Linked DNA regions of Mus musculus: region 2 is linked to region 1. A link is a contact called in ENCODE Hi-C or POLR2A ChIA-PET data. All regions are on one chromosome and are shown on one strand. Each heading gives the region's core, a stretch centred on a gene start or an enhancer-like site at or near the end of the contact. The rest is flanking DNA. Distances are from core to core; before and after follow the strand shown. Region 1 holds the start of Gps1 (G protein pathway suppressor 1). Region 2 holds the start of Fasn (fatty acid synthase).

Region 1 (2,700 bases), core at 119-2,618:
AGTTGTCATCATCCACGTGGCAGAACCATCTGAAGGTGGAGGGAGAGGTCTATGCACTGAGGCCCCCCCCCCCCCAGTTTGGGTGGGAGCCTCCACATCGTTCAGTCCTGGTTCTCTGACAGGTGAGGTTACTTACTTTCGTCCAGATTCTAGGAACTTATCATATTCCACCGACATTTTGCAGCACAGTGCTTGGCGGGTGCGCACAGCAGAGCAATTGGTGTTGATCATGCGGCCGCCTGCACGGGACATACGGGAATATACGTGAGTGGTGAGTGTTGACTTCTAGCTTGCCTCCTCAGGTTTAGGCCTGTCCAGCCACTGAGCACAGCCCTCATTCTGAAGCAGATGACAGTTGCTTAGAACAGCACAGGTGGGACAGGACAAGACTTGGCAGGCTGAGCCTTCCTCGGGGAATCTGGGTGACATTAGCCATGCGTGGCACCCTGTCGGGAACTGGGGGCAGGGTGGGGATCTGGGTTAGGGTTAGGGTGGATGGGTGTCCTGGCTCTGCCCTCCACTAGCTGTGTGACAGTAGGCAAGTGCCCGACGCAGGAATGAATGGCCCTGGTAGCTACAACTCAGGCCAGGGGAGCATCTCACCTGCCAGCATCTGGAGCTCAGGGTCGTCTCCATCGGTGAAAATGAACGTCTGTGGGAGAAAACGCCGTGAGTGGGTCGGGGAGTCGGTGCAGAGCCCGGGGACCAGGGGCGCCAGCCTGGAATCCAGGACCCTGCGCGGCGGGGGACGGGACGCGCACCTGCCGTGGGGCTCGTGAGATCCAGGTACGCAGCAGCAGCCGCAGGCGCGGGCCGTGGTTCTTCCGAGTGGTCTTGACTGCAATGAAGACGTCGTCGGGTTGCAGGCGGTCTCCCTCGAGGGTCAGGCTCCGGGTCGGGACCCGATCGGGGTCCGGTGCGGGCGCGCGAGGCAGCGGCAGCGGTAGCGGCAGCGGCAGTAGCAGCAACACAGCCAGGACCGCGGCCAGCGCGAGGCAGGCCCGGCACAACACCCGCCGCGCACGGCTCATGCGATCGCCCCGGCCCGGGCGCTGGGCGCCCGCCTGCGACCGCGGCGGCCCCTTTAAGAGTGACAGCACCCCGCCCCAAGCCCTGACCCGGAACTGACGGACGCGCCGCCCCGGAAGCGAACGTCGCCGCGGCGCCGGGGGTGGAAGATGCCGCTGCCGGTTCAGGTGTTTAACTTGCAGGTAGGGCTTGGTGGCTGCGCTCGCCGCGTGGCCGTTCGGTCCGGAGCGGGCCTGGTGGGCGGGGCCGGCGGCAGGCAGGGCGGGGCGGGGCGGGGCCGGCGGCTCTGGCCTGGGCGCGCGAGCGTCGCCTGCCTCGCGGGCCGCCCTGGGCCCCGGCCCCCGCCCCGCCCCCGCCTCGCGCGCCAACGCTTTCCGTGCGGTGCCGGCCTCGCAGAGAGGCGCGTCAGGCCAACATGCGGGGCAGCCCGGCGCCCAGCTCGGCCTCGTCGTCGGCCTCCGACCTGAGCCGCAGCCCTGCGCACAGCAGGTCCGACTTGCGGCCCGGCACGGCGGGCGACTACAGCCTGAGCGCCAGCCTGTCGGCCTGCACGTTGCTTTCCGAGGTACGGCTGCGCGCCCGCCCGGGAGCGGCTCTCCCGACGGCGCTTGAGGCCCTGGGCCCTGGAGTCCGGGATGCGCCGACCCCTTCCGCGGCGTGGCCAGTCTGCTCTGGCTCTTTGGATTGATGAAAATAGGGTGACAATCTGTTTGGATCTCTGTGGCCTGGAGGGAGATGGGTCGGGATGGCGGCCCGGAACGCTTGATGGTTCCCGCAGTCAGTCTCAAGAGTTGTGCGCAGGACCTGGGTGGGAGAGCTGAGGGCGCTTGGCTGCCAGCACCTGTGGGGGCCCAGTGCAGTTCTGCCTTGGAAAATCGAGGGCAGAAGCGACCGTGGGGGACAGGAACATCCTCTGCTGTCCCTGGTGCCCTGTGTCAAGCTGCTCTTCGTGTATTGCAGGGGGCCGTGGAACCCATGCAGATTGATGTCGATCCGCAGGAAGATCCGCAGAACGCACCTGATGTCAACTATGTGGTGGAGAATCCCACCCTGGTATGAATCCCACGTGGCGGGGGACTCCTGGTGACTTGGACATGTTGAGGGGTCCAACTCAGACTCCCGCTATGGTGTATATCCTAGGACAGCTGATGCTTTTTAGCAACTACTTTAGACACATCCCTCTAAGCCAGGAAACTGGGTTTTCATTTGCCCACCTGTGTTGGGTTCTCAGGTAGTGCTAAGACCCTGCACCTGCTTCTCCATAGGGCACAGCCCCATTGGGTCAGTGTGAAGCAAAGCTGTATTTGCCGCTGACACTTACCCTTTTCTTACCCCAGCATCCATCACTTGTTGAGTTTCCATTTCCCGGGGCAGAGCTTGAACCTGATGATCCTTAATCCACCCCTGTTGTCTCTTCCCAGCCTCTGGGACAGCAGTCAAGACTGTGGCCCCAAGTCTCCCTCGGGAAGGTTTAGTATCCTGGCTCAGGTTGTCAGGTCCTTGCTTACCCAGCTGACCCGCTTATCTCCTCCCCACAAGGATCTGGAGCAGTATGCAGCCAGCTACAGTGGCCTGATGCGAATTGAGCGACTACAGTTTATTGCTGACCGTTGCCCTCCACTGAGGGTAGAGGCCTTGAAAATGGCTCTATCCTTCGTGCAGAGGACCTTC
Region 2 (2,700 bases), core at 128-2,627, 40 kb after region 1:
CAGGAACTTGCAAACAGAAGTGGGGCTTCAAGAAACAGGGTCTGGGGCACTCTCACCTTAAGCCACGGGGAAGCCAGCGCGCTTCCCTTTCACGAAGAGGGTGGAGACTGACTGCCGTTCAGTGCCAGCCAGGACGCCAGGCTTGGTTAGGACCCAGAGGGAACAGGCCCGACAACTAGTGAGTGCCCAGGCCTAGCAGGGCTGAGGCAAACCGATCCCCTGCCAATGGACCCTTTCAGCAAGGTCCGACCTGGAATACTACTCTCAGCTTGGTGCGGTTAGGGGAAAGGTGAAGCCTCTCGCCATCTGGTCGAACACTTTGTAACCTGGCCGAGGCAGCAGAAGGATCTGCTAGATCCTCCTGTCCCTAAGGCACTTGCCCAGGGCAGTTCAGGCCTTGCAACCGTAGTCCAACGAGAAGGCTTCCGTGCCACCCAGCCGGTGAGGCCTGGATGGTCTGATGACTTCCGCTGAGGCCCCTGGGGCCTCGTGCGCACCCAGACCCGCATCTGCCTTCTCCAAGCTGAAGCCCGGGTACCACCGCGGCCTCCTGCGCCCTGCCAAAGCCGCCCAGTGCGAGTGAAGGCCCCGGCCCCATCCACGAGGCGCCCAGACTCCTGCACCCGGTTGGCGCGGCGCCCACGTGACAGCGGCCCGCCGCGCTGGCTCTCCGCACACCCCTCCCGCGCCCCTCTCGGCCTGATCGCGGAGCTCAGCCCGGTGGCTGGCTGTCGGAGGGGCGCGGCGGCGCTTTTGTGAGCGCAGGGGTGCCGAGGATGGGCGCCCGCCTATCCTTCCACTGGAGCCGTGGCATCCCGACACCGGCCTGCCGCCCCGGAACCCCGAACGCAGCGGCGTACCTGTCTGGGCTCTGGAGGCAGACGACAAGCGAGGAGCGCGGCAGGCGAACTGGACGGGACGCCGCTGCCGTCTCTCTGGCTCCCTCTAGGCCGCGCCGGCGCTATTTAAACCGCGGCCATCCCCGCGCGGCCACGCCACATGGGCTGACAGCTTGGCTGCGCCGCCCAGGCCAATGAGCGTCGGGGCTGCGCCCCGGGACCCGGCGCGCCGCCGCCGGTGGGGTGATGCCCGCGCGCGCCGCCCCCAGCCGGGACCCTGCACGGGCGCGCGCTGGAGCACAAGGAACGCGCAGCCCCCGCCTGCTTCCGTCCCCGCCCCCGGCCTCGCGCGGGCCACGCGGGGCTCATCCCGACGCCCTCATCTCTGTCCTCCCACCCCCACCCCCTCGCGGCCGGTGCCAGGTGTGCACTGTGCGCGCGCAGTGTGGGTCGGGCGTGCTTGGTCACACTGGAAACTCTGCACTGAGGAGGACACCAGGGCCACGCGGGGGGACAGGTCCGTGTCGCTGCGATTCCACGCCGCGATCGTAGCGCGCGCGGAACCGAGGGGCGTGGCCTGCTCCACATCGAAACCAATTGGACACCGAGGCCGTTCTCGGTGGCCCAATGGCGGCGCGCGGGTGGGCGTTGCTAGGCAATAGGGTGATGGGCCGGCAACAGCGGCAAAGCACTTCGCGGGCCCCCGCGCAAGCGCGGTCGTTGACCCTGGCGGAGGGCGCCTCAGGCGGGGTTACTACCGGTCATCGTGGCCCAGCTTTCTCGGACTCCCACCCTCTGTGGCCACCTTGGAGACCAGGATGCGGGCAGGGACGGGAGCAGTAGGCAGGATAGGGAACACTGACGGGCGCGTGTGGCGGCCTCCGGAGTCCGCTCAGTGTCCAGGCGCGGCCATCTGGCGAGCGGGATACCACCCCTCCCCCGCCTGGTGGGAACAAAGGAGCTGCTGCGCGCCTCCCTGAGTTTCCGGGACCCTCTCCCTCCCTCCCTTTAAATTCCTCTTTTCAAAGGGTTATCGAATTTGGGGGCGGGGGATGACAAAACTCACCGTCCAAAAAGACACAGACTTCTCAGGGTTGGGTCCCTTGAGTGCCTAGAGAGGTTGTTCCCTTCCCTCCTGTCCTTCCACTACAGGCCCAGGCCACTAAGACTGACCTCCTTATGGGGTAATGGCCCGGGAGTGGGGGGGAGGGGGAAGGGGGCTAGTGTCAGTGGTCCTTGACTGCAAGTCTATAGCAAAAGCCAGAGCCTCAGAGCCTTGCTTGTCAACCCTGGCTTCTAGCTTCTCCAACTTGGCTATCCACCCAGGCTTTCTGTGGAAGGAGGCTAAGCAGGGACCCTGAAGGGCAGCCTATAGGACTGGCAGGTGTATTCTGCCCATAAGCTGGCTTGCCCCCAAGCTCTCCCATTTTGCCCCTATGCCTTTGTGGGTGTCTTTGGGTTTCAGGGCCAGCCTAGGAAAGTTTTACAAAAGGCCTGTACACATACTAGCCAGAGCAGTCCCACCCCAGCTCCTGGTGCCTTGAGATAGGTCATGTTTGCCTTCTCACTGGCCAGGCTGCTGGCCAACCCTAAGTGGTCAGCAGAGCTCTGCCCTCTGCAGCTGTCAGGGTCTCAGCTGGAGGAGATGTAACCCAGGGATGCAGAGTCTGGGCCGTGCACAGAGCAGGATGCTGAGGGCAGAGCAAACTTCTCTGATCATCTTTTCACCAAAGGAAGTTGCATGGCTACATCTCAGAAACACGTGACAAACAAAGTGGATTGCCAGATGTGGATATGAGAGAGCCACGTCAGGATGGCCTGCCATGGCCCCTGCCAGTCGTGAAAACAGCACAGTGTACCT

The links. A loop is a pair of places that touch in the nucleus more often than their neighbours do. ChIA-PET counts read pairs that join two places held with the same protein, here RNA polymerase II (POLR2A).
Region 2: a loop to region 1 is called in a map of left cerebral cortex, with 4 times the contacts of the local background. The contact joins the promoter of Fasn here to the promoter of Gps1 in region 1. A Hi-C loop is called at or near these places in 1 of 37 maps with a recorded cell type or tissue (left cerebral cortex). POLR2A ChIA-PET finds 5 or more read pairs at or near these places in 4 of 5 experiments (Patski and embryonic stem cell).

What each region holds. Positions count from the first base shown.
Region 1 is chr11:120,783,132-120,785,831 of GRCm38, forward strand. Gps1 (G protein pathway suppressor 1) reads left to right here and starts at 1,369. Exons shown (of 14, transcript NM_145370.3): 1 at 1,369-1,594; 2 at 1,990-2,082; 3 at 2,569-2,700. The coding sequence starts at 1,445. It overlaps Rfng (RFNG O-fucosylpeptide 3-beta-N-acetylglucosaminyltransferase), which reads right to left and starts at 1,073. Exons shown (of 8, transcript NM_009053.2): 1 at 762-1,073; 2 at 604-652; 3 at 137-239; 4 at 1-29. The coding sequence starts at 1,031.
Region 2 is chr11:120,823,170-120,825,869 of GRCm38, forward strand. Fasn (fatty acid synthase) reads right to left here and starts at 1,378. Exons shown (of 43, transcript NM_007988.3): 1 at 861-1,378.